Linked DNA regions of Homo sapiens: region 2 is linked to region 1. Evidence: chromatin loops called from intact Hi-C (ENCODE). Cell type or tissue: GM12878. All regions are shown on one strand. Each heading gives the region's core, and the rest is flanking DNA. Links, peaks and the distances in the headings are about the cores only. Region 1 overlaps AOPEP (aminopeptidase O (putative)). Region 2 overlaps FANCC (FA complementation group C).

The links. Hi-C counts contacts between places; a loop is a spot of excess contacts. Peaks named below come from ENCODE experiments on the same cell type or tissue, not always from the same donor. Only the 100,000 strongest peaks of a DNase experiment are listed, where the experiment ranks them.
Region 2: it touches region 1 in a loop (6-fold over the local background); 3 of 110 quality-filtered maps call a loop at or near these places.

Annotation. Positions count from the first base shown.
Region 1 is chr9:94,775,975-94,792,347 of GRCh38, forward strand. The region is part of intron 3 of AOPEP (aminopeptidase O (putative)); the gene reads left to right. Among named protein-coding and RNA genes, the nearest start is that of MIR2278, 26 kb to the right of the region's middle. In GM12878, for the core only: a CTCF peak has its summit at 7,255 (motif pointing right); a DNase peak (open chromatin) is centred at 7,301.
Region 2 is chr9:95,260,821-95,277,193 of GRCh38, forward strand. All of the region lies in intron 1 of FANCC (FA complementation group C), which reads right to left. Among named protein-coding and RNA genes, the nearest start is that of FANCC, 49 kb to the right of the region's middle. RefSeq lists a silencer at 7,907-8,201. In GM12878, for the core only: a CTCF peak has its summit at 8,138; a DNase peak (open chromatin) is centred at 6,030; H3K4me3 peaks cover 282 bases.

The DNA.
Region 1 (16,373 bases), core at 3,075-11,074:
TCTCAAAAATAAATAAATAAATAAATAAAATAAAATTTTTATATTTAAAAATAAGTAACATTTACGTGGTTCATTTATAGAAGAACAAAGGACAAAGCATTATGTGCAATAACGTGTTTTTCTTACCTCTATTTCCCAGACATCCAGTAACACTTCCCCAGGCAACCAAGGTTACCAATTTCTCTTGAATAATATGTTTTTTCTCTTTTGTTGTACAAATTGTAGCATGCTAGACACATTTTTGTATTGTGCTTTCCCTTTTAGAATAAATTTATTTTATAGATATTTTGTAACAGAGCGTAAAGAGTATCCTCATTATTTATTTATTATTATTATTTGTTTTTTGGAGACGGAGTCTTGCTCTGTCACCAGGCTGGAGTGCAGTGGCGTGATCTCGGCTCACTGCAACCTCTGCTTTCCGGGTTCAAGCATTTCTCCTGCCTCAGCCTCCCGAGTAGCTGGGACTACAGGCGCACGCCGCCATGCCTGGCTAATGTTTTGTATTTTAGTAGAGATGGGGTTTCACTGTGTTGCCCAGGCTGGGCTCGAACTCCTGAGCTAAGGCAGTCCACTCGCCTCGGCCTCCCAAAGTGCTAAGATTACAGGCATGAGCCACTGCGCCCGACCTTTCCTCATTATGTTATGGCTATGAGTATCCTATAAATGGATGTTTTACAATTTAGTTAACCAATATCTCTGGAATTCATATCAAATAAGGAATTGGATGGGTATTTACTCCATTATCCTTCCGCACCCATATTCTCCAGTTTTACTTAATAAAACTTGGGATTTGGGACTCACATTTTCTCTATAACTTTTTGTATTATGTATTTTCTAGGAATTACTATTATTGTATTTTCATTCAGTTTCAAATGATTTCATAATAAGTATTTAGACTTTCTTCATTCTTGAGCTCTTAAGTTGGCTGGGAAATAGCTTCATTTTTTTTTTTTTTTTAGAAGACTGGATGAATGGTACATTTTCTGAGCCCTCCCATATTTAGATTGGCTTTTTGTTGTATTCACTTATGAACAATCCTTGGCTAGGTATAACATTCTTTTTTTTAATATTTTTATTTGTAGCAGCCCTATTAACTGAAGTATAACATTCTTGAAGGAAAATTTTTTAAAATGAATGATTGACATTCATTTGAATGATTGACAGAAAACTAATGTTAAGGCTGGGCGGGGTGGCTCACGCCTGTAATCCCAGCACTTCGGGAGGCCGAGGGACGGATCATGAGGTCAGGAGATTGAGACCATCCTGGCTAACACGGTGAAACCCAGTCTCTACTAAAAATACAAAAAATTAGCCGGGCGTGGTGGTGGGTGCCCGTAGTCCCAGCTACTCCGGAGGCTGAGGCAGGAGAATGGCGTGAACCCGGGAGGCGGAGCTTGCAGTGAGCTGAGATCGTGCCACTGCACTCCAGTCTGGGCGACAGAGCGAGACTCCATCTCAAAAAAAAAAAAAAGAAAACTAATGTTAAAATAACATAATGTAAATCTCTACTGCTGAAATTAGGAACAAAAATGTCACTATGGAAAATCAGTAGGACGAAGTGTAAATAAAAATGAAAAGGCAAGCCACATATACCGGATGTATTTGTAATACATATATCTGGCAAAAGGCTTGTACCTAGAATTATATAATCTTTTTTTTTTTTTTTTTTTTTTTTTTGAGACAGTGTCTCATTCTATTGTCCAGGCTGGAGTACAGTGGCGCGATCTCAGCTCACTGCAACCTCTGCTTCCCGGGCTCAAGCGATTCTCTCACCGAGCAGCTGGGATTACAGGCATGCACCACCATGCCCAGCTAATTTTTGTATTCTTAGTAGAGACAGGGTTTCACCATGTTTACCAGGCTGGTCTTGAACTCCTGACCTTCAGTGATCCACCTGCCTCGGCCTCCCAAAGTGCTGGGATTACAGGTGTGAGCCACCGTGCCTGGCCTATAAAGTATTCTTATAACCTAATAATAAAACAATAAAAAACCCCACATGAAAGAAAATGAGCAAATGACATGAACAGATGCTTTTCAAAAGAAGATATAAGAATGTGCAAAGTAAATGAAAAGGTGCTCAACATCGTCATCAGGGAAATGCAAATTAAAACCATAATGAGATAGTATTTTACACCTAGTTAGAGGGCTAAAATTAAAAGGACAGAAAATACCAAGTGTTTCCAAGGATAAGCCACAACTAGAACTCTCATACATTGCTGGTGAGAGTATGAAAGAATGCAACCACTTTGGAAATAGTTTGGCAGATACTCACAAACTTAAACATATATTTACACGATCTAGCAATTTTACTCTTGAGTATTTACCCAAGAGAAATGAAAACCTACGTCCACAAAACGATTAATACCTGATTGTTCACAGCACATTTTCCATAATGACCAAAAACAGTCTAACTGTAGATGGATAAACAAATTATGGTTTATTCACACAATGGACCACTACTGATAAATCAAAAAAAAAAAAAATAGCTAGTGACACCTGCAACAATATGGATGAATCTCACAAACATTATGCTGAGTAAAATAGAGTCACACTGAATGACCCTTTTTATATGAATTTTGAGAAGAAGTCAAACCAGTCTGTACTGATGGAAACCAGATCAGTGGTTGGCTGGAATGGGGTTAGGAAGAAATGAGTGCAAGGGTACAGCGGAATTTCTGGGGTAATGGAAATGTTCATGGGGGTAATGATTATGTAAGTGTGTTTATCTGTGAAATCTCATTGAACAACACATTTAAGATGTACACATTTATGGCCAGGCGTGGTGGCTCACACCTGTAATCCCAACACTTTGAGAGGCCAAGATGGGCGGATCACTTGAGGCCAGGAGTTCAAGACCAGCCTGGGCAACATAGTGAAACCCCGTCTCTACAAAAATACAAAAAAATTAGCTGGGCGTGGTGGTACACGGCTGTAATCCCATTTACTCAGGAGGCTGAGGCAAGAGAATTGCTTGAACCAGGGAGGCAGAGGTTGCAGTGAGCTGAGATCACACCACTGCACTTCAGCGTGGGTGACAGAATGATACTGTCTAAAAAAAAAAAAAAGTACACATTTATTGTATATGTGCGGTGGTTAATTTTAGGTGTCAACTTGACTGGATTAAAGGGGTTGGCAGATACACGCAGCTTCTTTATCTGGGCTCTAGTGTCTTGCTGGCAATTGTCCAGTCAGGTTCTGCTAGACTCACATAGGCTTTTTCTCTGTTGTCTCTGTTTGGTTCCCTGACTTGCTGAATTGATTGAGTATATGAAACACTGCAATTTCAGATAGGCACTGATAGGTGGCCTACTCACATTTCTGCCTATAGCAGTGTGCTTGTGATAACTCCACCTCCCAAGATGCCATGTGGCTCTCCCCACCCTCACCTCACCAAGCCTACATATTTTCTCATTCATGGTTTGGCCCTGCAGTAAAGCCTTGTGTTTGACAATGTTTCCCAAACTTGAGCATTATTCTTCTTTTTAGAGGGAAAGGTCTCATGATTTACCACAGTTGACCTAAATTATTTATATTAGAATGACATTTCAAAAACTATAGATCTAAGACTAGATATGAACTCTGTGTTCTTACAACTCTTACACATCCGTAAAGCCAAAATAAAATTATAAATGAAATGCAGATCAAACTAGCAAATCAATAAAATTCAAATTTATAATTTATAATTTGAATTTTATATTGATATAAATATATAAATATAAATTGAATATAAATATTAATATTTTGCTGAGATGAAATTGCCCCTTACAATATGAATATGGTGCTGACGGCTCCATGCAGTTTCTTTTGAGACTGAACACCTGTTCTACCCTGAGCCACAAAATAATCCAGTTCTCCACCACTTGTCTTTCATCTCCCTGTAAACTTTTGTTTACACAGCATGCTGTGATATCGTTTGGCCTTTACTCAGCCAAAAGCATCATCCTTATGTTCTTTTCTCATTATCTCTTGATAATTATCGCAGTCCTACACGTCCCCATGCAATCATATACACTAATACAGATGGGAACTCTGAAATCATTTGGCAGTACTCACATCTGGATGATTTTAGGGGTCAGAAAACTATGGCCTGCTGGCTAAATCTAGTCCACTGCCTGTTTTTGTAAATAAAGTTTTATTGGATCATGGCCATTGTCTTTGACTGCCTTCATGTTACAACAGCAGAGTTGAGTATTGGCAACAAGGTCCTGCAAAGCCTAAAATATTTGTTACCTGGTCTTTTACAGAAAAAAGTTTTCTGACCTCTGTCATATTCATCTGTCTGTCTGTTGTTGTGTATCTATTTGAAGATTATTATCAAAAAATTGAGAATTAACTTTAAATATGAAAAACTTTTATAACCCCAGGAATATATCTGTGGACCTTTTTTTTTCCCCAAATTCCAGTTGAGGACAGAGTAATAAAATAGATGCTTATTGAGATTTACTTACGTTCACACCACTTACACCTTATATGATATCACAGAACAATCTTTGCCAGTTCAAGCTGAGGGAGAATTAAGCTAGACAAGATAAAAGAACTCTATGCTTAATACTGCAATTCCTCCCACAGACAGGGTTTATCAGAGGACAATCAGGAAACAGTACTAATAAAGCTGTTTGCCAGAACCAAAATGGCTGTTCTGAGGATGGAATAATGTCTACAAATGTATCTGCACTCCTTAGAGAAAGGGGATGTGGATACAAGATGATGCTATTTCCTTTCTAAGTCATGTTTTCTCGATTGGCAGATTGGTCTCATAGGACCTCTACTCTGTTGTGCAGAATGCCCTTTAAAACGATGAGCTATCTTTGAAAACATGACTGGCAAAGCGCGACCCAGCAAGTCACAGTTTCCATCACAGTGACACATAGGCCTGATTAGCACATTTCCCGGGCACCAGCTGATTTTTCCACAGAAGCAAGGCACCTGGGAGCAGATAACAGCAACAGAAATGACAGCAGCCCTTGGGCAGGGAACAGAAATCAGAAGACAGATCTCTGGGTCCTTGCTTCATAAGGGAAATCATTTCTCCTAACTGTTTTTAAAATGAAGGGTAATGGTTTGGATGTAGGGTGATGACCATTGTAAGAATTCTATTAGCTGAGCAGTTGTTATTCTTTTTTTTTTTTTAAAGAAGGCTAAGACAAGGCCATAGATTTAGATTAACTTGCTTGGCTCTTTTATTATTCTCCTTTATTATTAAACTTCCTCAGCATAATGTGATTTGGGCAGACAGAGATGTTATCCTGTGGCTTATTGTTGGCCTATATTCTCTACCAAAATATAGCTAAACTATTGAGCGCAGAGACCCAATGCCTAATACAGTGCCTTGTATAGAATAAGTGCCCAATATGCATTTGTGGAATAAATGTGTTCTTTATAATCAGGCAGAAGTAGTATGTTCATGGAAGAAACATTTAAAACTACTAGTGATAGTAACAAAATCGACTTCAGGGTCATTTCTTTTGCTTTTGTTGCTTAATTACAGTTTATGCCTTTTTTCCAGCCTCAATAAATTTTAAAAAGAATTGGTTTAGTACATTATTATTTTCTTCTAGTAATTTTTTGTTTAGTTTTTTTTTTTTTTAATTAATTAATTTTTTTGAGACAGAGTCTCATTCTGTCGCCCAGGCTGGAGTGCAGTGGCACGATCTCCGCTCACTGCAAGCTCTGCCTCCCAGGTTTACGCCATTCTCCTGCCTCAGCCTCCCGAGTAGCTGGGACTACAGGCACCCGCCACCACGCCTGGCTAATTTTTTGTATTTTTAGCAGAGACGGGGTTTCACCGTGTTAGCCAGGATGGTCTCTATCTCGTGATCTTGTGATCCGCCCGCCTTGGCCTCCCAAAGTGCTGGGATTATAGGCGTGAAAGTTTTATTTTTATAGAGTCTAATTTAGTATATCCCTGCTTCCTAGAAAAATAAAATACTCTGAGGGCTGGGTGCCATGGCTCACACCTGTAATCCCAGCACTTTGGGAGGCCGAGGCGGGCGGATCACGAGGTCAGGAGATCGAGACCATCCTGCCTAACACAGTGAAATGCCGTCTCTACTAAAAATACAAAAAAAATTAGCCGGGCGTGGTGGCAGGCGCGTGTAATCCCAGCTACTTGGGCTGAGGCAGGAGAATTGCTTGAACCCGGGAGGCGGAGGTTGCAGTGAGCCAAGATCGTGCCACTGCACTCCAGCCTGGGCGACAGAGTGAGACTCCGTCTCAAAAAAAAAAGAAACAAAAAAAGAAAAAGAAAATACTCTGCTTCTGTTTTTTGTGGGAAGCCTCAAGTAAATGAAGAAGACTGCCTAATGGAAGCTCCTTCCAGATGAAGGAGAAAAAGCATATGAACAAGTGAAAGGTGTTAAAAACTACATGTGCCCTTGCATAGGATCTGATTTCATTTTTTAGTGCAAAAGTAAGACTGTAGACATTACTTCATTCTGGGCAAAATGCTACTCTCTGGCCTGCCCAATAGACTAGCTCTCTGACATTCTCTTTCTTTTGACTTTGTGTGGGAAATTCCAGGAAAAAGCCAAGATCTGAGAGTCCAGACCCTCCTGTGTGCAACTGAAAGCCAACTTTTCAAATGAGCAGTACTATTTAGACTGCTCCCATAGTATGCAACCAGGAATTACGTATGAGGAAATGGTAAATTAAGAGGCATTTAGGAATGGTTATGATTAAGTATTTTCCTCACAAAGAAAGAATGCAAAGTAGAGAAAGCTCCTTGTTTCTAGAACTAGGGAAACTTTATTCCACGCCAGTACACATACATTCCTATGTTTTTAAGGGTAAACGTATTAATCTTTTCCCATTAGAAAGATGCCGGTGAGCCAGTAATTTCTAAATCTGTGTCAGTTAATTCTTTTGTTTTGTGATTTGTTGTTGACTAGTTCTTGCTTACCCTCCTGGCACTGCGCTTACTGTACACGACATATGTGAAAGTCATCATGGTTTCTTTCAGACATTGATGATTCTGGCAGGCATGTATATACCAGTTCTCATTGCTGTGGATTTTTGTCTTGGACTTGACATTCATGAATGTTCCATGTGAGTAAAGCACTCAAGTTTACCTGTGACCACCTGGAGCAGTATGATTTGGTGTCCAGTTAGCTGATCCAGCTTAAGGGGAACTGGGTCACCTGCATTGAAGGTCAGAGTGGCCGGTGAGACTTGAATAACAAGCCTGGTGGGGCATATTCCTTTAGGTATCCCGTTAGCCAACAAGGAAAACCTATAGAGGCGCTTGTGTTCAGCAGATGGCGCTCTTTTACCTAGTTCACAAGAATGATCTTGAAGGTCATTCTCTCTTGCCTCTCCTGTGCCTGAGGCGGTACCATGTTGCAGGCAAGGAAAACCGAAGCCTTGCTGGGTAGCATCAGTGCTTGCAAAGTGGTGGCCTGACCTGGCACATTGCCCTGGTTAGGCAATGCTGGTGCCCAGGGCGTCTTACTGTCTCGTTTGTTCTGGTGCCAGTTACAACCCTTGAGCAACTGCGGAGAAGAACTAACAAGAGACAGTCACGCTATGGGTATTCACGAGGGTGGCACTCACTTAGAAAACTGGAAGGTGTAGACGCGGCATCTGCAAAGTCCTGACAGAAAGCTAGTTTGCTGAAAGACCCAAGCAGTGGAGAAGGAGGCCAGGAGGGGAAGAGCAGCCAAAATGGGGAGCTCTCTCTCCTTTTCGTGAATGTATTATATTTATTGTACAGATGTATGTATATTATATATTTAAAATATATGATATATACATTCTCTATAGTATGTCTGTATACACTTATAAGTGTACATGTTTCTGAATATACATATTCCTGTAAACATTGTTAGGCATCTTTAATTTGTGATACAAAGATGTTCCAAAGTAATCATAACATATATAATAGTTTGGATAGGAATTGCTGAAATAAGGAATTGTGGTTAGAGAAAGAAACAATTTTGAGGTAGCAAAGTAGCAGGGGCTACTGAAGGATTGAGGAAAGAAAGATTATATGTTAAATAAAAGCACGTATCAATTTGATATTTCCGAATGCTTCATGCTGTTTGTCTAACCTATAGTGGAGAGGTTGAAAAAGTAAAATGGATGGTTTTCATAGGAAGAATTTAAGTGCCTGTTTTAATTTGCAGTGAAAACAATAACTCTTTAATATGAGAAGTTCCATGAGATGCTTAACTTGGCAGAGCTATGATCTAACTTAGCCTCTGCACAAGCAGAGTGGTTATGTGTGTGTGGTTATAGCTGTGCTTTTAATTATATTAAGTGAGTTTATCCAAGACTCACCTACTAATAGGACACTGACTTTTCATAAATTTCTTATTTAATTTACTATTGGTAGGCATGACTGATGTGTAAAAATGACTACCGTATCTTGATTTTTCTTCTCTTAAAATTTTTTATGAAAAATGATTATCTCAGCTAAGTTTCTCACAGGTTTAGTATAAAAAGTTCTCTCTCCTCTCATGAACTGACTACTCCTTCATGTTCTTCCTTTTTCCCTCTTCACTGAGAATTATTCTTCCTCCTGTGGAAAATAGAATCTTCAAAACTATTCACAGGACAGTTTTTAGAAGTCATTGAAAAAATAATTAAGATAACTGTTTTAACACTCTTTAGTTATGATACTTATTTTCAAAATTAAATTTTATTTATTTTTATTTTTATTTTGGAGATGGAGTTTCACTCTGTCGCCCAGGCTGGAGTACAGTGGTGCAATCTTGGCCCACTGCAACCTCTGCCTCTTGGGTTCAAGTGATTCTCCTGCTTCAGCCTCCTGAGTAGCTAGGATTACAGGTGCCCACCACCACGCCTGGCTAATTTTTGTATTTTTAGTAGAGTCAGGGTTTCACCCATGTTGGCCAGGCTGGTCTTGAACTCTGGACCTCAGGTGATCCTCTCGCCTTGGCCTCCCAAAGTGCTGGGATTACCGGCGTGAGTCACTGTGCCTGGCCCAGAACTATATTTTATTTTATTTTATTTTATTTTGAGACGGAGTTTAGCTCTTGTTGCCCAGGCTGAAGTGCAATGGCACGATCTCAGCACACTGCAAACTCCGCCTCCCGGGGTTCAAGTGATTCTCCAGCCTCAGCCTCCTGAGTAGCTGGGATTACAGGCATGTGCCACTATGCCCGGCTAATTTTGTAGTTTTAGTAGAGATGAGGTTTCCGCTATGTTGGCCAGGCTGGTCTCAAACTCCCGATCTCAGGTGATCCACCCGCCTCGGCCTCCCAAAGTGCTGGGATTATAGGCGTGAGCCACTGCGCCCGGCCCAAAAACTAAATTTTAAACTGCCTCTTGTGATTTGAAAATTGATCCATTTCAAGTTCTGTTATAGCTGCAAAAAGCACAGTCATCTAAGGAAAATTTCAGTCCTGTTGTGGAGATGAAAATGTCTATTTGGGTCTTGTAACAGCTGTTATTGTCAATACGTCATACGATACATGTATCTTACTAGTGAGACAACTGAAGTATGAGAGTTTTTCCCCCTAAATACAGTCCAATAGGAGAAAGTGATGTAGGGGCGTTAGAGAACTCTGGTCTCTTTCTGAGGAGGTCAGAAGTCCAGCTTTACAGAATCTGCCCAGAAAGAAGGGCAAGCTGGGTGGCGGCTTGTGCCTGAAGTTAAGGAGTGCTGTTTCCTCTGCATCCCTTCCTACCAACCCTCTCTGTTAGTCTTGCTAATGAATCCCGACCTGGCTGTGAAATCATCCAGTGGTGTGAGGGGTTTCTGGCCTCTGCAGAGGAAAAACTCTGGGTTAATTCAAGTACAGTGTGTTCTCTTTGTTTTGCAGCTGGTGTAGCAAAGGGAGTCTAGTGCAAGTGGATTGAATCAAAAGGAAAATGAAGGCATTCACTGTCTGTTTCATCAAGGATGGCTCATTTAAAGTAAACACCATTTAAATAGTCTCCAAATGGCCCATTCTATATGAAGTCATACAGGATGCCCCCTTTAGGCTGTCATTCTCCTTTAAATGGATCGCTTTGTGTGGACTGTGTTTTAATGCCATTCAACCTTGAACTCCATATGTGGGCCTCATCAGGTCGCGGTTTTCAGTACACATGTGGCAGCCATACCTTCAGCATTCTTTGCCTTTGCCTTCAGAAAATTAGCCTGAGTGAGCATCAAGGGTAGACAGCTGTAAAGATGAGAGCTTGCAGATGAAGACTACAACAACAACAGATGATGACAGCACCTAATGTTTCTTGAACACTTACTTTGTGCCAATTATTATGCCTAGTGATCACTCTATAGATTATCTAATTTAATCCTAACTTAATCCTCACAGCAAGATACTATGATAATTCTCTTGTTATACATGAGGAAACTGATGCATTAGAGAAATTAAGTGATGTGCCCAAACTGGTAAATGCAGAGCAGGGAATTGAACCCTAGCTGTCAGATTCCAGAGGTGGAACTCAATGAATGGACATATCCAAAAGCAATAAACTCTCATTAATTCTCTTGCAAGGTAGGCTTATTCCAAACAATAGACAATCCTGAAATTATTTATCTTTGTTTTGGGAATGCATGCTCTGCTTTCTGGGGCAGTATTTCCACCTTATTCTTTGCAATTTTTGTAGGCTGATTGGAAGATAAGGTTAGGTGTTGTTCCCTGTGGCAGTGGGCAGTCTTCATGTAAGATTGGGCTCATTGGAATAATCCATGAAGAGACAACTCAAAAGAGACTTTTCTATCAAATGAGGATACTAGAAACATCCTCATAGCAGGGAACTAATGAAAATCTTCTCCAGAGCACTAGCAGCGCTCCATGATCTCAGCGCTGGCTCCAGCATTCAACCAGGATCCAGGCAAGAAGCCCAGGGCCAGACTCTAGTGAGAAGCTTCTGAGAAGAGTTTGACAAGGAATTGGGTTTCTGGCTGGTTCTTATTTGGCCCAGCCAATTGATCTGCCCCGATTTGACTGTCACTTGGTAGCCAAGAAACCTTTTTGCTTTTAAAAGCTTGAAGTCTGAAACAGTTGATTCCAAATGAGCTCTACTAAGTAGAGGAACTTTAGGAATCTAAGAAAATAAAAAAAAACTTGCGCGCTGTATAGGAGGAAATCATCTTGAGCACTTAAAGTATGAATTTGTGTGATATTTAAAAACCAATTATTTTATTTCCATTATTGAACTTCAGAGAAGACTGTGAGGAAACAATGACAGTTTTAACATATTTTTATTGGACTCACCTCAGGTTCTGTTACCACTATTGCTATCTCACTCTCAAACTCTGGGTCATTTACGGTTTCTGACTTTTTAATTGCTAATCTCCATTTCTCTCCCCTGCCACATCCTGCTGTGACTTCCGGTGTCTTCCCCATGTCACCTTGAGAGTGCAGACATGCTGATGAAGGTGCTGGGTTGTGATGGGATTGGGCGCTCTACGTGGATTTCTATTGACCTTGTGCAGGGATCTAACAAATACCTCTACTCCATTAGCAGTGTTTTCTCTTGGAAGTAAGTTTCAGTTTCTGCTGTTTCCACAAGTATCATCTTGCCCATGGACTACGTGGATGGTACAAGAACCAGACAGGCAGCAAGAAAATCAGGTCAAAAATTCAACGCAAATGTAGGGAGAAAGCCTGTTGTGCGTAGTGCTTCATTCTTAAAAGGATTTCTTAATAGGCTAGTGCCTGCTCCTTATCTCTAAATTGCTTCTTTCTTCTGAGTTATATTTCATCATTTTAATAGTACCTTGGTACCAGACGTGTTATTCTTTTTCTGTTAAGATTACCTTTTAATTAATTGATTAGTTCAATTATTTTACATTAAATATGCAATATTTAAAGAGTCAAGTAATTCTGATGGGTTTATTATACCCGTTTTCCCAAGCAGCAGTCCTTTGTAATCTCTCTTCCTCCATTTTTCCTGCTTTTTAGAAGTAACCACTTTTACCTCTTTCGGCTGATTACTTGATATTTACCTGCATGTCCTTCAGTAAGATGCTTTATTGTTCAGGGTTGTTCTTCCCACTATGGCAGGTAAGTAATTTAGCTGTCCTCCTCCCTCCCCAAACTCCATCATACACAAGCCCCCTTCCTAAAATCCTGTCTTCTCAATGTAATTAATATCATAATGTTGATTAGATCAGTATTCTTCATTTATATTATTATTATTTTTGACATAGGGTCTTCCTCTGTCGCCCAGGCTGGAGTGTAGTGGTGTGATCACAGCTCTACTGCAGCCTGACCTCCTGGGCCCAAGTGATCCTCCTACCTCAGCCTCCCAAGTACGTGGGATCACAGGCAGGCACCACCAATGCACCTGGCTAATAAAAAAAAATTTTTTTTTGTAGAGATGGGATCCCCCTGTGTTGCCCAGGCTGGTCTTGAACTATTGGTCTCATGTGATCCTTTTACCTAGGCCTCCCAAAGTGCTAGGATCACACCACATCCGGCCTTCATTTATATCATTATATTTTTGTGTGTTATTAAGAGCTAAGCCTTGTAGCAAAACTGTGACTTATTATTTCTGTACATGTTAATTTTTTTCTTGGTTGGAATTAATAATTGTCTTATGCTTTGTTTTTTTTTTTTCCCATTTGCTTGTCCTTTTGGATCTTGATTTTCTAATAGAGGCTTTCTAGGGATGGCTGGAAGCTTGCATGCAAGCATTCAGGAGCAGGGGACTGAAATATGAATTGGAAGCTGTGAATACATTTGGAGGGCTTGTCAACCATCAGCTTCACCATAGACTGATTTCTTAAGCTAATCCCCTTCTTTCAGTCTCTTGCCTAGACAGTGAAAGCCTGGCTGTCAGCCTTCTGGAACCAAATAAGGGAGGATGGCTGGTGGCCTCAGCATCCTATGTGCATGTATTCATCTAATTCCATTCACTTGCCTTCAACTGTGCCATTTCTCCTCCAGCACCACAGCTGCCAGTTCAGAGGCCCTCCCTTTAGTCTTTCTAGAAAATAAACTTCCAGTTATTTGTTGGGATATGTGTGGGATGGGCAAATAGCCCAGGTGTGCAGGGCTGGGGAGACCATCTGTGGATCTGACCACTTCTTAGATGTGCAGCTGGGCCTGCTTAGTTTAGCATTTCCTCTACCCTAGAGCCTTTTGGAGCTTCTAAGGGGTAAAATGAGGTGGGTCTTATCTTTCCCTACTGCCAACTTAGGATTCAGGTCTGGATTCAGGTCTGCTGTGTCATTTGCCACTCTGCCATCTGCATTCTAGCTTCCAGTATTCTGCAGGAATTGTCTCCTGCTTTATTCTCTCTCTCCTTGTTGGTTCATGTCTTTAGAAAAGAAGTTCTTTTACTGTTCCTGAATAGAGTCTGGGGAGGAAGCAAAGGTGGCCTCGGCCTCATACAGTTAAACCTCTCTTTTTACCTGAAAGCCTCACCATTGCTGCTTATTTACTGAGCTGCCAAGGGTCTGAATTTTTAAAAAGGAAATTCTAATGGTTCTTGGTAAACTCTAAAATGTACTTCAGAGAAGGAATGACAGACCACAGCCCTTTGATTAAGAAAATGTGTTTTTTTTAGGATTTTTTTTTTAAACCAGAGGCTTTCAAAAGATTTAGTTCCTTACCCATAACTTCTTGCTTCTTCTTCCATCTGCACGCTCCTTTCTGCCTGCTTCAGCTCTCATTATGTTTCCAGTAGAAAATGAAAGTTTTTATGGAGCAGTCATGGGAGACATTGGGTTCCAGGTAATGTAGGTAGTTACGGAAAGACAGAAAAATGGGAGAGGTGGAGTCCCTATAGCCCATCATGTCATATCCATGTCATTCTTTCATCAAGACGTCTGTGACTGTCCCTACCTCCTTCTACTGGCTTGGAATCAGAGCAGTGATTCTCTTTGAGGCTGTGGTTTTGCTTCATGCCCAGTAGAAGCTGTCACTGGATTGGCTTCAGTGTCTCTGGATTTGATTGTCCCTTTAAGGAGGAGTATGCCTTCAACTTGTTCTTTTTTTTTTTTAGACGGAGTCTCGCTCTGTGGCCCAGGCGGGAGTGCAGTGGCGCAATCTCGGCTCACTGCAAGCTCCGCCTCCCGGGTTCACGCCATTCTCCTGCTTCAGCCTCCCGAGTAGCTGGGACTACAGGCGCCCACCATCACGCCCGGCTAATTTTTTTTGTATTTTTAGTAGAGACGGGGTTTCACCGTGTTAGCCAGGATGGTCTCGATCTCCTGACCTCGTGATCCGCCCGCCTCGGCCTCCCAAAGTGCTGGGATTACAAGCGTGAGCCACCGCGCCCGGCCAACTTGTTCTTTTTGTTGGAGACCGAGTCTCACCCAGGCTGGAGTGCAATTGTGCGATCTCGGCTCACTGCAACCTCTGCCTCCCAGGTTCAAGCTATTCTCCTGCCTCAGCCTCCCGAGTAGCTGGGATTACAGGCACGTGCCATCACACCTGGCTAATTTTTGTGTTTTTAGTAGAGATGGGGTTTCACCATATTGCCCAGGCTGGTCTCGAACTCCTGACCTCAAGTGATCCGCCTGCCTCTGCCTCCCAAAGTGCTGGAATTACAGCCACCACTCCCGGCCTACCTTCAACTTCTTAGCTACAAAGAGAGGGATCTCAAGAGTGGCCCTTCTGGTTCCAGAAGCAGGGTGCAGCTTCCAGGCAAGTTGGAGAGAATGGCTGGCTCTGGTGGGTTTCCAGCAGTTCTGAGCACATCTTTTGTCTCTCTCTTTCAAGTAACTCTCTTCATGGCTTCCAGACTTGAATCTCACCGAAATATTATTTATTTTTTACTAAGTCCTACCTTCCTGAGTTCAGAATTTGTTTTGAGATAGACAAAGGAACCATGCACGTGGAGATCAAAATCTAATCTCTATTATTGGTTTTTAGTGGTAAAGCACTTTAAAAAATGTCATGTTAGGTCTGCTGGCCAGTAGGGGCATGTTAATATTTCAGCTCTGAATTTGACATCCAATCACCGACCAAATTGGACAACCACAGGCCAATTTGGTCAGTGATTGGATGTCAAATGTGTTTAACCCTCTAAAACTTAAAGCAAGAGAAGGAATAATAGCTCCTGTAAAGGAGTTTGTGAAGGGACTGAAAGAGAGATTTACGCTAACAGAAGTTCCTCCCTATGGGAACATGAGGAGTGGAGAAATGTGTTCCATAATATAAAGTGATATCCCATAGCAAAGACATTGAATCAACTTAAATGCCCATCGATGTTAGACTGAATAAAGAAAATGTAGCACATATATACCATAGAATACTATGCAGTCATAAAAAAGAATGAGATAATGTCCTTTGCAGCAACATGGATGGGGCTGGAGGTCATTATCCTAAGTGAACTAACACAGCATCAGAAAACCAAATACTGCATGTTCTTACTTATAAGTGGGAGGTGAACACTGAGTACACATGGATACAAAGAAGGGAACAACAGACACCAGGGCCTGCTTGAGGGTGGAGGGTGGGAGGAGGGTGAGGACAGAAAAACTACCTATCAGGCTGGGCACAGTAGCTCAAGCCTGTAATTCCAGCACTTCAGGAGGCCAAGGTGGGAGGACTGCTTGAGCCCAGGAGTTCAAGACTAGCCTGAGCAACATAGTGAGAACCTGTCTCTCAAAAAAAAAAAAAATGTAAGCTGTGTGTGGTGGCACATACCTGTAGTCCCAGCTACTTTGGAAGGTGAGGTGGGAGAATCACTTGAGACATTGGATATTGGGTATACAAGAGGTTGAGCTGCAGTGAACTGTGATCACGCCACTGCATTCCAACCTGGGCAACAGAGCGCGACCCTGTCTCAAAAAAGAAAAACTACCTATCGGGTACTATGCTTATTACCTGGGTAACAAAATAATCTATACACTAAACCTACCCCTACCCTGCCTCATGATGCAGTTTATCCAAGTTTGTTATACAAACTTGCACCTGAACCTAAAATAAAAGTTAAAAAAAAAGATGATATAAATTCTGCTTAAGACACACGATTAATGTATAGCAGATGCTCGGAAAATATACCATTGTTAAATCAGGTTGTATGACACATTCAGATTTCAGAAACATGAAAATTATTTTTACATCTCAGAAATGAGGGGAGTATAGTGTTACAAATTATCAGCCATTCATTCCTTTGATAAAAAGCCTCTAAGGTTTGGACCAAGTGGAGAGTACACCCTCAACTGGAATGGGGAGCCCCAGCTCTAATCCTGGTCCTGTTACAAACTAGTTAGGAGTCCTTGGCTCCGTTAAACCTCTACACGTGCTTTTCATCTGCTCAGCAAGGAGTGGAAGACCAGCTAAACAGATAACAGGGACTAAGGGTAAGACCTGAACTCCCACAGCTAATTAATTTCAGAGTTGGGATGAAAACCCAAGTGTCTCCCTTCCCTAGTCTCATGTGTTTTCTACTATATTCATTTTATATTGCCTTGAATTGAATTTGGACAAGATAGTTACAGCACAAAG
Region 2 (16,373 bases), core at 4,522-12,521, 490 kb after region 1:
TTGCAAATTGTTGAAATAGTATGTATTTTCTGTTTGTTTGTTTTTTTAACTGAGTTCTCTGTCTGGAAATATTAAAACCACCCACCAGGATGGGCAGAGATAACAGTCCTAGCACTTGCTCCCTCCTTTTCCTTCCAGTCCTCAAATAATGACTCCATTTTTCCAGTCCTGGCTCTAAGGAGGGGAAAATCCAAAACCTGCTGTCTGGACCCCCTATCTTACCTGTACGGCTACTGCTTTGCCCCAGAGGGCTTTGTCACAAAGAGGGAGAGACGTTCAATTCATTATTCACGGAGGAATAAGACAGTGTCACCCGAAGCAGACATATAAGGTGGCTTCCGTGCAGCTCCAAAAAATGCATGCCTTGAAAAATGGGGCTGATTCTTCAGATTTATGGTAATTTCAACTTTTTTCACAGATGTACTACTTTTTTATCGCAGGTAATCTACAAACCTATTAGACAATTGACAGCTGACTATATTTTTTGCTCAATACCAAAATCCTTTATCTTGCTCCAAATGTAAGTCCTTGACTTTCTTATGATTCTGCCTAGTGTATGTACCTAAATTCATTTCATTACTAGCTCTTAGAGAAATACTGTTTAGCATTTTTAAGAAATAAAAAAGGTAAATGTTTTATAACATATTTCCTGAAAACTCAGGATGTTAACAAGTATTTTGTGCATACACGCACAGCATATACTAATGCAGCAAAAGCAATTGGCATGAAAAATCAGAAGGAAATCCACTTTTTCCATTTCTTGCATAATGTATCTTTTAGTGCATTTACCCAGTCCCTAAGGAATCAAAACAAACCATGATTTCACCTTCTCCACGTATGCAGACTAAAAACAACAGAAGCTGTTAGATCCCTCAGTAAGTATTTCCAGGAGAAAATAAAGAAATTAAATAAAGACCTTCAGAAATTCCTATGCAGAGGGGACTAAAGCAAAGTCGTATGAGCAGAGAGATGCAGACGCTGGAACAGAAGGCAGTGTCCAGTGAAGGACCCACACATGCTTGATCCTGTCCCTGTTTCCTGCCAGGTGGGAGCGGATCCTTCAGAAGCAGGAAGAGGTGAGGGGCTGGGATAAAGTACCAAGGGAAACCAGCCATGGGGCCATGCAAACATCCAAGATACTGAAAAGGAACCAGTTCACAATGGCATCAGCTTAGGACCACTGCCATTGCCCTTCTTCTCACACATATAAATTGCTCAAGAGTTTGGTTGCTTGTTAAGTACTATTTTATGAACTCAAATAGCCATGATACAAAGATACACCACTGTCCACAGGGGCTCATGGTCTGAGTCACCGAGATAACATGGCTCAGATTCAAAGTACAGCAGGCAACAAAGAGTATTACCTCAGGACTAAAGGTTCCTCATTTTGGTGAATTCTATCCTTTAGGAGAAGGATATATTCAAAAACTTCATGGAAAATGTACCTTACAAGAATATGGAGCTCACCAAGCACAATTCATGAGAGCAGAAGGAAGTAAAAGCATTAAAACACTTGAGCAGTGTCTGAAGAAAGATAACAAAGAGGGAGGAGACGCTGGGTGACAGGCTGGGGCAATGCATCCTAATTCATTAAAAACAAACAGAAAACCATCTCCCTTCACTTAGAACGGCTACTATCAAGAAAACAACGACAAGTGTTGATGAGGACACAGAGAAACCAGAACTCTCGTGCACTGCTGGTAGGAATGTAAAATGGCGCAGCTGCTACGAAAAACAGTATGGTGGTTCCTGAAAAAACTAAACATAGAATTACCATTGATCCAGCAATCCCACTTCTAGGTATATACCCAAAAGAATTAAAAGCAGGGTTTCAAAGAGATATTTGTACACCCAATTTCATAGCAGCGTAACAGCCAAAAGTGAGAACAACTCAAATATCCATCAGTGGAGAAAAGGATACACGAAGTGTGGCATATGCACACACTGGAATATCATTCAGCCTTAAAAAGGAATGTAATTCTGATACATACAGGAATAAATCTTGAAAACACCATGCTAAGTGAAATCAGACAAAATGCGGAAGGACAGATATTCTTTGATTCCACACAGATGAGGTACCTACAATAGTCAAATTCACAGAGGCAAATTAATTCATGAGGGGAGACAGTAATGGAATGTTACTGCTTAATGGGTAGAGTTTCTGTTTGGGATAACGGGAAAGTTCTGGGGATGGATGGCGGCAATGGTTAAACAATGTTAATGTAATCAATGCCACTGAATTACATGTAAAAGTGGTTAAGATGGTTACAATCTTATTTATATTTACCACAATTAAAAAACCAACAACACACAAATGACAAACCTACAGTGGCTCCAGTCCTGGCTGGCCCAGCAGAGGTGGGGCCTGGAGAACATGCTGCATCCCTGCCCTGCTGTCTCCTCAGGGCCCCCTCAGAACAGGGCTGCACACACTGCTAGTTGCCCACCCAGCAGCCCTAAGCTCTCCATTTCCTCTTTGTTAAGAGTTTTGTCCAGGAATCTCAAGGCCATATGTCTTAGGGAGACTGGGATATCCGCCAGTGCCAGGGGTGAATCTTGATTCACACAGAGCAGGTAATTTCAAATGTTTTGTTCTCAGGGCCCATTTACATCCTTCAATGTTACTGAAGACCCCAAAGAGTTTTATTTATATATATATGTGTGTGTGTGTGTATGTATGTGTATATATATATATATCTATATATATATAGATATAGATAGATAGATAGATAGATAGATATTTACCACCAGAAACTAAAACTGAGAACAATTAAAAAGACAAAATATACAAACACACATTCCATTAGCTGTCAGAGAGAGGTCATCATCATCTATCATGTAACCTCTTGACAACGCCACCGCACACTAGTGAGCGAATGCGAGTCGAAAAGGCAAATAGCAGCTTAGCATTATTATAAAAATAGTTTTACCCTTGTGAACCTCCTAAAAGGGTCTCGGGGACCCTGGGCCCTCAGCCACATTTTGGGAATGGCTAGTACAGACCAGTCATGGTATTTACTTTTGCTCGCCTATCAAACTGTAGGAACAGGTATATTATGGAAATATAGGGCATGAGAACTGAACTTCAACAAAAGGTTTCTCAGTTTTCCTCAGTTTTAAATGAGTTCACTTTTTTCCATATCTGACATAGTAGTCTTTGTGTGATACTCAGAACGGTAACAGTCACCTTGAGACCCAGGGATAAGGAAACCTGAGGGGACTGGCCAACATACTGCAAACAGCAAAGAAGAATCACAGCCCCGTGTCCTCACAGCATAGTTGAGGCAATGAAGGAGCCAAATGTGGAACTGCTCTTTTTGCTTAATCCCTTAACACCATTCTTTGGCTTTCCTGTTACTTGCAATCAAACACATCCTAGCTGACACATCTCAGGACCTAGTTTGCTGAGCATATTTTGAAACCCACAAACTCACACAATACTTGGCACATTGTAGGAGCATGATAAATATGTACTGAACAAATGTATGGAAAATAAATACATAAAAAAAGCAACAAGGCTGTTGTAGAAGAAAAATAAAACAGATAAAATTCTGACTGATTTTATGTTGATAGAAACCCCTGTAGCTCCAAGATTGTTAACATTTAAAACAAAGCTCATTTTAAACCACACAAAAGTAGCTATACATGGTACCTGTCAGGGGGACAAGAAAGTCTAAGAATGCTTTCCTTTGGTCTAAAACATCTCTAAGCCCAGAGAGCTAAGTCTACTCATGCCAAATATGGACCATATAAGCTTCTCAAAGTGGAGGCGACCTGATAAAGTGCACTTTTTTCCCATTTACCCTCAGCATGAGGTCCTTTCTCTCATGAAATAAGCACCAAACAGGAGATGTATGGAGAGAATGCTACAAAACACACTAATTATGGAAAAAGAAAAAAAAGACAAATCAAATACTTAGCTTCCAATCAATCAATGTCATCAACTAGGGGCACCATGACCTTGTCAGAAAATATTTAAAACCCCCTAAAATATAATCAAATATAAAATTAAGAAATTTATGTTCAATTCCACTTAAGTTGACAAGATTCTTCCTCTTCCTTGATGAAAGCCTGATAACTATTTTTAATTTGCTGAAATGTAATGTTTCTTTGCTTCACTTCACAGGGTAAGACTGGTCAATTTACCCCTGTGTTTGTGGCTTTTTTTTTTTTTTTGAAAGTCACAATAAAAGATTCTTGTTCCCATTAAGTGCTTATGAAAGAAACAAATGGTATTTTTCCTCCTAAAACCAATGAGGTTTTAAGAAAAGTTCCACTAGGAGGAGCTGGCTATTTCTCTGTTGAGTCAGTGGCGTTCCACCTCTGAGATAGTCTAATCAAAAACACAGACCTGAAATTTGCAGATAATTTCAAACAAACCTCAATTGTAAACAAAATCTGGGCCTAAGGAATTGGAGGAGGCAACTTCAATCCAGGTGCAGAGTATGTATATATACTCTTCAGATGACTTTGCAAAGAATTAAGGAAACTGAATCTAGCAGATAACTCTGGGGATTTACTAGGCTCAATTCTCCCACCCAAGACCTCAGCAATGGGGGGAGAGGAGCTATTCTCTGGACTTGGCTTCAAAATAAAAGCATCCCTTCACCACAGCGCTTGCCATCGAGGCTGCTAAGACAGAAATCTCTGACCTTGTTCTCCATCAGAGCACCAAGGAGCCATCATTCGGACTTGAAAAATACCAGCCTTCCCTCATGCATTCTATTACAATCATTACTTCCTTTCCTTGCGTTTCTTGTCCTCACTTCACTTACCTGACAGTAAGACTTGGGTTTTGGTTAGACCAGTTAGAAAGTGAGCTGAGGAACACATTAGTTATTAAAATATTAGGAAGCTTCTTCTTGCCTTGTGACTTGGCTCCAAGTTATTTCTGCCTCTTTCTCTCCTTGATTCTACAGGTAATTTATTACTACCTAAACAAAAACAAGGAAACCCATACATTTATTAGGAGCCTATTTTATGACAAGAGCTCTGAAAATCACTGCAAATAAAAAGATGACAGTGTTCCCCACTCTCAAGCAACTTATGGCTAATGAGGAAATTGGGACCCATACACAGATTACACTGTGGGAAGGGCTGGGAGAGAAGGAAACACAGGGGGCTGCAGGCAGCATGAGGAAGGGGCACCAGCCCGGCATGGAGGTGTCAGAGTCCCCAGAGAGAAACGATCCTGAGCTAAGCAGGTCAGGAAGCATGAGCAGGAGTGAGCTAAAGACATCAAAATCAAATGCAAGGTGCTTGCTGCAACCAACAGCAAGAGTTAAATTACCATTTGACCCATGGTTCTCAAACTTAAAAACTGTTGAGAGCTCCCAGTATTATCTAAAGTCATTCTTCTTATTAGTTAAATATTAACAAACATAAACCAGTAAAACCTTTATGCTTGTAACTCTTACACAACCACAATATAAAAAATATACAAATTAAATACCAACAAATCTACAAAATGAGTAAAATTTAAATTGACAAAATTAATTCAGCGTGATCAATGATGCAGTCATTGAAACTCACTTTGGACTAACCATGTAGGGCTTGGTACCGACAGGCAGGTTCTGTTGACTGGCCAATACTAACACATGCAGGGAGACAGCTTAATTCACGCATCACTTTCCTCTTCAGAACCACTGTGCAACGGCAATCTCTTAGCTCAAACACGTTATTTACATTTTCACCTCTGTTCTTTTATAATATCTCCCTATATTTAAAGCAGTGCTCCTTGGCACCAATACAAACACAACTCCAGGCACTGAAATTTTAAGACATTACTTAGTTAGAATTGCAGGCATTTAGGTGTGTGGAATTATGAATTTTTAAAAAATTACCACCAAAATGAAAAATAGAAGGTGAAACCTTTGTAGAGAACCATAGCACCCTAATAAATCCCACCTGCCTAATCCCACTCATCTTTTGGGGCCTGCAAGCCTCAGACGGAGTTTAAGTAACTATATGCTATGGGTCACTGAGCTCACATAGGAAGCGTTCTTGTGGTTAGCTTTCAGTACTATGTAAAACCAAGTATCTTTCTTTCCTTTAAACTCTCTGCCCATGTGACTTCCAGTTAAGATGGCACGGTAAATTCACTTTTGGATGGATTCTCTTTACTCCAAACATACAGCAATGAGAGGGGAAACATAAAAAGAAAAAAGGAAAAGGATACAGGCAAGCACACACACAAAATAAACATTTCTATGAAATCGATACGAGACAGAAACACAAAGAGGCAAGACCCCGAGGACAAAACCATGAGCAGCCAGCCCCTCCTATGCTAGGGTCCAAAAACAGGCAATGAAACTGTAGGTTTGGGTCTTAGAAGGGTTGGGGGCTAAACAGAGGCACAAACGACAGAGTGAGAAACTAGCACCCTTGCTGGAAGGTGGGATGGAAGGTGCTGACTAGAGCCCTACCCCTCCATGCCTGAAGGAAGGCTCGCAGCATCCTTGCCTCCTATGGAGTGGCGGTCTAGGGAGGATGGAGGACACCTGTCAGGCAGGACCAGGCACTGCGTGAAGCAGCCATGAATGCCCAGGTAACTAAGCCCCCACTGTGAAAGCTAGTTCTGCACCCAGGCTCCATGGAAGCCAGACAGAGACAAGCAGAATGAGGCTACACAGGGGAGAGTGTGCAGAGAGGGAGAAAGAGGCGAAAAATGACTGAATGAGTGAAAAGTTTTTAAAACCTCATTCAAAACATGTCATTTAACCAAAGTTCTAAAGTACATGAAGAAATAAATGCAACTAACAATATCAGACATTAGATCACAAATTCACTTCAGATGAAGTTAATCAGTCCAACAAATAGGTATATTTAGATGCTAAAAAATCCTAACAAAGTATACTTAAGACACTAAAATAATCCCAACAAAATATATTTAAGGTGATTTTTAAAACCAACAAAAATCAGTATATTTAGGGTGCTTTTTAAAAAAGCTAATTAAAAAATAAGAAAGTATAAATTGAAAAGGCAGAATTAAAAGATGGCTAAAAAAAAATCAACTGCAAAGTATGTAAATCAGGACTACGGTCATTAAAACCTAAAAACTCAGTGCACAAGATACTAGACAGTAGACTGGAGAGGAAGCACTCTGTCTTGACAAAACACACTGCACATCACTGGATCTGCAGCAGCACAGCTCAGGAGCCCAGCTGCTGGCCCCACAGCCTGGCCTCACTCGGACCTGGCTGGTAGCCTTTCGACATCACAGGTGACTGAATGGGTCAGATCAGCACATCCAGGCTGTGAGTCCCACTAGCATTTTGCCTCTCCCCTACCAGTTGGTGGATATAGGTGAAGTAACTTTCGTTTTATACAACCCCTACAGAAACTTGATGAAAAAGCAGACCCTGAAATGCTTCAGGCAACAGATTTGTCCTCCTTGTAATAGATAACTCACTCTGGATTTAAATTTATCTTCTTTGCCCACCACACTTCTCCAGCATCACCAAATGTGGACTTGACTGGATTCCTTATTCACCATCATGGTATCACAACCAACTTCGGACCAAGGAACTCATTATATAGCAAAAGGAGTAAAGCAATGGGCTCCTGCCAAAAGGGTCTGTTGTCAGCTAAGTTACTACTAGCTGCTGCATGAACTCGATGGCTTTCACCTGTATTCCTTCATCACTTCCAAATTTCTCTACTACATATTTATTTCTTTCTGCTGCATCTTCTCTGAAGCTTAAACAGGAAACAAACATTAACATAAAGGAAAACATAAACAAGAATGATACCCTGAGTTATGTGGAAAGGAACTTTGATTTGAGGAATCACAGATGAATAACAATATAAAAAATCTTGGAAAACTGGTAACAATACACATCGTAATTGTTTGGATAAACAGTCACATTTTTTTTTTCTTTAAAAGGTTAGAAAACCTCTCATTTAGGTTCCCCTGGAAAGCAGAGCTCAGACAGGCTAGAGAAGGTAAAGACCTTAATTCACCCCCTCATTTCCAAAGACAGAAAGCCTCTCACCAGACCAGCCATGTGATGCCCTCCAGGTGTGTGCCTGGCAGCTATGAAAGGGGACTGACAGGACACAGGCCCTGGAACCAGCCGCTGTGCTCTCAGAACCTCTCCAAAGCCGATGCTATGCTATAGCACAAGAGCACCACCTACTGAGTTCCAAGGGACAATTTAGTCCATTTATTGAAAAATGGCTCAGTAAAATATGACTGTGGAGGGATGAACTCCACATCATTTCAATCTAGTTGGCTGTGTCTCTTTCTTTTAAAACTAGAACCCTTGCCAAGACTCCTGAAAAAGAAGCAGCATGCCTTCTTATTCTCCCATTTTCACTTTAATTACCACAGTAAAATGAATGTCTCTTCCTATCAAGCTTTGGCTATCTTAATGAATACTGCCATTTCTAGATCCCTCTTCCCCTACCTGTTTTCCAAAGGGCAGAGAAAACCTCTAGGGGAGCAGTAGTCCTAAAGGGTCTGGGAAGGATGTATGTAAAGTCAGTCATTCGGTCAAATTTTAAACCCTATGAGGCACAGTGCTGTGATGGGGGAATTGTTTTTACAAACTCGTTGAAAGATGATTACAATAGTCCTTTTCTCCTTGAGGAGCTTAAGATGAGCACAGAGGTTCTAAACCAGCAAAGCTGGAGATCAGATGATCCATTAATAAAATTGAATACAGAAGAAAATACGTAGGTGTAAGGAAAGATGATTTATGGGATAAGTAACATTGGGGAGAGCTGATTGCTTCTGCTGTGCTGTGTATTAAACATATAGAATACAACTGAAGGCAAAGAGCGGGTTCTTTCTGGAGCCCTTCATGCCTTACATGAAGCCCCTAGGTACTGCCCAGTACAGTTCAAGTGACACAGACTCACTCGAACAATTCACATACATTCCAGCCTGGTTATCACGTAGTTTTGCTATGTTTTATTGGTCTGAGAGGGACACTCTGGGAACCATTATTGTAGGGGTGGGTTGCCCCTACACACCTGTGGGTGTTTCTCGTAAGGTGGGACGAGAGATTTGGAAAAGAAAAAGACACAGAGACAAAGTATAGAGAAAGAAATAAGGGGACCCGGGGAACCAGCGTTCAGCATATGGAGGATCCCGCCAGCCTCTGAGTTCCCTTAGTATTTATTGATCATCTGCCTTCAAGCATCTGTTTAACAAAGCACATCCTGCACCGCCCTTAATCCATTCCACTCTGAGTTGACACAGCACATGTTTCAGAGAGCACGGGGTTGGGGGTAAGGTTATAGATTAACAGAATCTCAAGGCAGAAGAATTTTTCTTAGTACATAACAAAATGGAGTCTCCTATGTCTACTTCTTTCTACACAGACACAGTAACAATCTGATCTCTCTCGCTTTTCCCCACAATTATATGTCAGCCTCTCCCATGCCTTAGTCATGATTAAAAAGCTGCAGCTTTTGTTTATGCCAACATCTGCACCAGTACTAGTCCTCTCATCCAGTACCGGTCAGGGACCCGTCGCAGCGAGAGCACTTGCAGGCCAACACGAGAGGGGAGCCTGTACAAAGCAACCACCCGGAGAAACGGCAAGCACTCCAGAGATCAGCCACCCGAGAACTGTGAGAGTGCACATTTATTACTTTGGAAATCATAAAAACTTCAAAACAGCAAATGTGTCTATACTCTGTTTCAATTATTTCACAGAAAAATAAGATACTTCAGAAAAATTCCAATCCTGATTCTCTAGTGCATAAACTGCTGTGCTAAATGTGCAGTTCATACTCTACTAATGCCGCATGGCAAGGCAAGGAGCAGGCAGCAGTCGCAGGGAGGATAAATCCAACTGAGTATGAAAACCTCCAGAAAGGGACCTGCTGAAAAAGAATGAGGTGATACATGGACAAATTCTAAGATAAAGGGCAACCTAGGTATTTAACATATTTAACATAGGTAAAGTAGAAAAAACCCAACCTGGGGATTCAGAGGTCCATTGGATTTTTTTAAAACATAATATTGAGATTTAGTTGACTAATATAAAATGCCACAATGTTAGAATACACTAACAGGGGTCTAGCAAAAATTTCATAATCCTGCTCGATTTGGCCCATTTGTGGACTTCACTAGAATGTTAGGTGTAGTGGAGAGGAGCAGTCACCTCTCCAGCATCCATTCTCCACCCTCCCCCTTCTTAACGAGACTGGAAACTTCCCAGTCAGCATATTTGAGTGGGATAAGAATGGGCTCTGATTAGGTTAAAGCAGTGCTCATCAACCAAGGACAGTCGTGCCCCAGAGGGGACCCTTGACAATGTTTGAAGACATTTTTGGTTGTCACAGCTGGGAGAAGGATGTCACTGGCACCCAGTGGGCAGAGGCCAGGTACACCGCTGAACATCTACCAAGCACAGGACAGTCTCCCACAACAAAGAATTAGCAGCCCAAATGTCGGCACCTCATTCCCACACTAGCACATGGGACCTGTGAATATTACTTTACATGGCAAAGGAATGACTATTACCTTGTACAACAACAACTACTACAAAGTGGTAACATTCAGGATCCTGAGAGAAGGAGCTTGTCCTGGAATATCAGGGTAGGGTAGGCCACATGCAACCTTATGACAGAGGCAGAGCAAGTTGGAGACAGACACAGAGGAGGCAGCAAAGTGAAGACAGAAGCAAAGATTGGAGGGATGCGGCCACAAGCCCAGGAATGCCATGCTGGCCGCCAGAAGTGAGAGGAAGGTGTCCCCAGAGGGAATGTGGCCATGTCAGTTTTCACACTTTTGGCCTCCAGAACTGCAACAAGATATGATTCTGTTCTCTTGATCCAACAAGTTTGTAGTAATTTGCTATAACAGCTTCGGGAAACTAATATCGCATCCTGCAAGGAGGTGTATGAATTGCAAATTACAAAAAGGGAAGCAAAGTTACATCTTGCTTTTTTTTTTGATCTGAAGATTCCCTTCTACCAATATACCAAAGGTTTCCACATTAGGAGTTTCTTCTACTGTCAAAATCCCCAATGAAAAATATTATTAAGCACTTTTGCTGCTGAATGCACGCCTTAAAAGTTTATCACCTGACTCACCAACCACCTTCCAAAGTATGGCTCCTTCCCTCTTCCATCAATCCCATCAAGCCTCTTCTTTTTTTTTTTTTTTTTTTTTTTTTTTGAGATGGAGTCTCGCTCTGTCGCCCAGGCTGGAGTGCAGTGGCGCGATCCTGGCTCACTGCAAGCTCAACCTCCCGGGTTCACGCCATTCTCCTGCTTCAGCTTCCCAAGTAGCTGGGACTACAGGCACCCGCCACCACGCCTGGCTAAATTTTTTTGTATTTTTAGTAGAGACAGGGTTTCACCATGTTAGCCAGGATGGTCTCGATCTCCTGACCTCGTGATTCGCCTGCCTTGGCCTCCCAAAGTTCTGGGATTACAGTCACAAGCCACCGCGCCCGGCCCCGCCTCCTCTTTTTTATTGAGGCAACAAAGCATCATTTTAACACATTTTATGTACCAATTACATTTATTTAATTTTGGATTATTTACTAATAAAAAGTTTTCATTGCTCAATGATATATTTTTCTATTTGTAGAAAGTATTTGGACATCTTAGGTTGGGATGGAACACATCATAACTTTTACCACTAAAATGAACATAAGTTAGCCGGCTGCAGTTGAGAGGCCAAGCGGGTGGATCACTTGAGGCCAGGAACTCGAGCCCAGCCTGGCCAACACAGTGAAACCCTGTCACTACTAAAAATAGAAAAAATTAGTTGGGCGTGGTGTCATATGTCTGTAATCCCAGCTACTCGGGAGGCTGTGGCGAGAATTGCTTGAACCCGAGACGTGGAGGTTGCAGTGAGCTGGGAGATCACGCCACTGCCCTCCAACCTGGGTAACAGAGTAAGACTCTGTCTCAAAAAACAAAACCAAAACAACAACAAAAAAATTAACAGAAGTAATTTTTCATTTTCTAGCTTTTCACTTACTGGCAGGATTCTTAGAATTAACATCATTAAGTGAGGGATAGGCATATTTATTTCATCTATAGCAAATGCCTGTGAAGTAGCTTGATTTCTTCACACTCTTTATTCACACCTTGTTTTGTGGGAGTTATCAGCTAGAAATCGGTGATCAGCATAACTCTTCACTGTCCGGCAAAGGTGTGGGGGTAGGGGTACAGAGAGATGAAGAACCTTACAGAGACCATCCATCCCGTTAGAACCCCAACAAGAACAGAACCCACATCCCCTGGCACCTAGACTAATATTCTACCTGAGGTTATATGAAGGAATTAAGGACAAATGTGATCAATAAAGAAGCAGAAAACAGCAGAATGTTTTTCTTTTTTGAGAAAAGATGAAATGACGTAGGCATTCTTTAGCCTCGACGAGGGAAGGGTGGTGAACGAGTCACTAAATGCCTACCGGTGAGGAAGACATTGACTGACTGAAGGGTACCCCAACATGTAGTTATTTTGTACTGATTATCAACCTTGGTTTTCTATCTTTTTGTGTGTCTCACAACCCAAAGAGTCTTTAGGACTTTAATTACATAAGACTCTATTGCACTAGATTCTGCTGGCACTGCATTTCAGCTCTAGAACAGAAATCCACTCAACTAGCACAAGTCAAATGGGGGAAGAGGTGTTATGAAAAGGCTATGACCAAAGATCTCATGAACAACACCCAAGGAAAGAAAAGGTTTAGCTGGTCCAAATAGGAAGTGGAACTAGAAGCTCCTGCCACATCTCAGGGTGTCCACATTTCTGCTCCGTTCAAGCACATCTCTCTGTACACTAGCTGCCTCTGCTGTCTCTGCTGTCTGTGGCTTTTTTTGTTCCCCCAGCTTGCACGTCTTTTATGCTGTAGTTCAGAAGGTGGTCACAATTCTATACGAAATTTCAGCCCAAGAACTAACCATTATCTAATCAGCTCAGTATCTCAAGGTCCCCATTCTCAGGGAAGAGGATGTGATTGGCTCAATCCAGCCAACAGACCCTTTAGATAGTTTTCTACGGGGTCAGTTGCTCATCCCACAAAGATTGGTGGTTGATGAGTACTACTGTCTGGGCAGACACTTCAAAACAGGGTGTAGCAAAGAGGAAATGATTGGCATATGCATAGAGGAACTCAAGAGTGATACAGCTCTTTTAGTTAAGGCTACCCAGAAAGATTGTATCACTTTAGAATTTGTGATCTTTGGATGAAGTGGTCATAATTTGTAAATAGAGAGTAGGAACCATTTTTTAATTTTTTTATTATACTTTAAGTTCTGAGATACATGTGCAGAACGTGCAGATTTGTTACACAGGTATACACACGCCATGGTGGTTTGCTGCACCGATCAACCCGTCATCTACGTTAGGTATTTCTTCTAATGATGTCCCTCCCCAAATCCCTCACCCCCTGACAGACCCTGGTGTGTGATGTTCCCCTCCCTGTGTCCATGTGTTCTCACTGTTCAACTCCCATTTACGAGTGAGAACATGTGGTGTTTGGTTTTCTGTTCCTGTATTAGTTTGCTGAGAATGATCGTTTCCAGCTTTATCCATGTCCCTGCAAAGGACATGAACTCACCCTTTTTTATGGCTATATAGTATTCCATGGTGTATATGTGCCACATTTTCTTTATCCAGTCTATCATTGGATGGGCATTTGGGTTGGTTCCAAGTCTTTGCTATTGTGAACAGTGCTGCAATAAACATACATTTGCATGTGTCTTTATAGTAGAATGATTTATAATCCTTTGGGTATATACCCAGTAATGGGATTGCTGGGTCAAATGGTATTTCTGGTTCTAGATCCTTCAGGAATTTCCACACTGTCTTCCACAATGGTTGAACTAATTTACACTCCCACCAACAGTGTAAAAGCAAGGAACCATTTTTAAATTTCATTCTAGCTCCAGTGTCTAGAACAAAACCTTACTACTTTGGGCTTGTACTGCCAGAAATTTATCATTTGTCCAGAAGTGTCTCCAAATTAGCAGACCATCAAGGAAATCTCAAAAAATGAAATGGACTGATACACAGTATGGGCACTGACTTGCCATTATTTGGGGAAGGGAAAGGAGGAAAGGGATAAGGGGAGGATATCTGCAGTCCCTACATAGGTAGGAATTCTCTGAACTATGTATGATACAAGTTCAGCACAGGACTGGAATTAGAACCAGTTCCTCAAGTAATTTTTAAAAATAAAAACAGGCCAGGCGTGGTGGCTCATGCTTGTAATCCCAGCACTTTGGGATTGCAAAGGCTGAGGCAGGAGGATTGCTTGAACCCAGGAGTTTGACACCAGCCTAGGCAACATACCAAGACCCTGTCTCTACAAAAAAAAAAAAAAAAGAAAAATAAATTAGCCAGGCATGGTTGTGTGTACCTGTACTCCCAGATACTCAGGAGGCTGTGGCAGGAGGATCACCTGAGCCTAGGAGGTAGATGTTGCAGTGAGCTATGATTGTGCCACCACACTCCTGCCTGGATAACAGAGCAAGAACCTATCTCAAAAAAATAAATAAACAAAAAATAAAATAAAATAAAAACAGAAATTCCACTCGGGCAGGGGAGAGGGAAGAGTGAATAGGTAGAACACGGAGGATTTGTAGGGCCATAAAACTATTCTGTATGATACTATAATAGCGGACACATGTATATCTGTCCAAACCCATAGAATGTACAACACCAAGAGTAAACTCTAATGTTAACTATGGACTTCAGGTGATAATGATGTATCAATGCATGTTCATCAATTTTAACAAATGTACCACTCTGGTGGGGGATGTTGACAGTAGGGGGATGTTATGCATGTGGGGGCATGGGGTATAGAGGAAATCTCTGTACTTTCTGCTCAATTTTGCTGTGAACCTAAAACTGCTCTAAAAAATAGTCTATTAAAATCAACGACAACTACAAACCTTGGTGGCAGGAATAGGAGGAAGTGTAGCCAAACAGAACCCAAACCTAGCTAGGTGGTGCATGCCTGTAATCCCAGCTGCTCAGGAGGCTAAGGCAGAAGGATGGCCTGAGCCCAGGAGTTCAAATCCAGCCTGGGCAACTTCACAAGACCTCAGTCTCTAAAAAGAAAAAAAAGAATGCAAACCTACTCTACACACTCTGAGCATAAGGATCATAAATAGCAGGAGCAGAGAGAGAAGGCAAGAGTGGATCTCAGTTACACCTGGCAGGAGCCACAGGACTCACACCCTGTCTAATAAAATTAATCAGTTCCCCCTGAATTACAATTTCACTAAAATCAGACAGCCAGATGCTTGGTTTTTCCAGACAGTGAGAAAAGTTCCTGTTCCTTGTACTATGAGGTATTATCTGCTTCCAAGTCTAGTGTTTGAACTCTCCAACCACCAGGAAACTAAATACAAAAGCTCTTCTTGGGTCTCCTCCTAACCCAACCACCAGGATGAATGAATTTTCAACGTCAACTAACAGTTTCATATGGGAGATTGCCTCTCACATTCAAGACATGAAGTTTCTCAGTTGCTGAATTTGTTCTTAAATATGTTTTCACCCTGACTTAGTCTGCAGAATATCCTAACAGTACCTCTGGTTTCTTGCATTAATTCAATGGGCCAGCTTTTCTCTAACCCTTTCCTCTAAATAACAGATAATCCTTTTCTGGTCACAGGGAGCTTGGTCTTTCTCTGTCCCTTGCCTACCACATCTTCAAGACCACTTATTTAGGGGCAGGGCAATCTCAAGTAACAGCATGATTATTTCTATGTATACCTAACCTAAGGCTTCATAAGGTGCTACTACTCATTCCTTGTCATACCCCAAGAATTATATCTGGTCTGGCAATACTCAGAAGGCTTCACCACATTGATTTGAGTAGGATCTCAAGAACGACAACAACAAAAATCAAAGAAAGAGTATGAGTACTTTTGCCTACTAACTGTGGTTAAAGATCTGAAACATTTTCCACGAGCTTAAAAAGCATAATTATCGGTTCATCAACCAGTACAAAGTTACAGTTAGACAGGAGGAAAGAGTTCTTGTATTCTATTGTACAGTAGGTTGACTACAGTTAACCCTTTTCCCGTTTGCCCAGAGAATACTCGCCCACAGTACATGAGGCTGCAGCGTCTACTCTGAGATAACTTTGCTCGCTTTTACTACTATTTTCGCAAGCTCTAGTACATTGAATTTGGAAACAAAAAACATCATTCTATTTATAACATTCTGTTTTTAGCACTGGTATTTCCATTTACAAAATATAGTAATTCTCAATCGCTGAAAATATCAAATCCTAGAAAATGCAGCATTCCTACGCATGATGGTAACATTGTTCTTGAACAGTTATTAGCCAAAGATCCATTTCAATTCAATTTTTCTGAAATAGATGATTCTGATGATTCAGACAATTCTGATGTTAGTTCTGTTTAGAAATAACTCCAAAAACA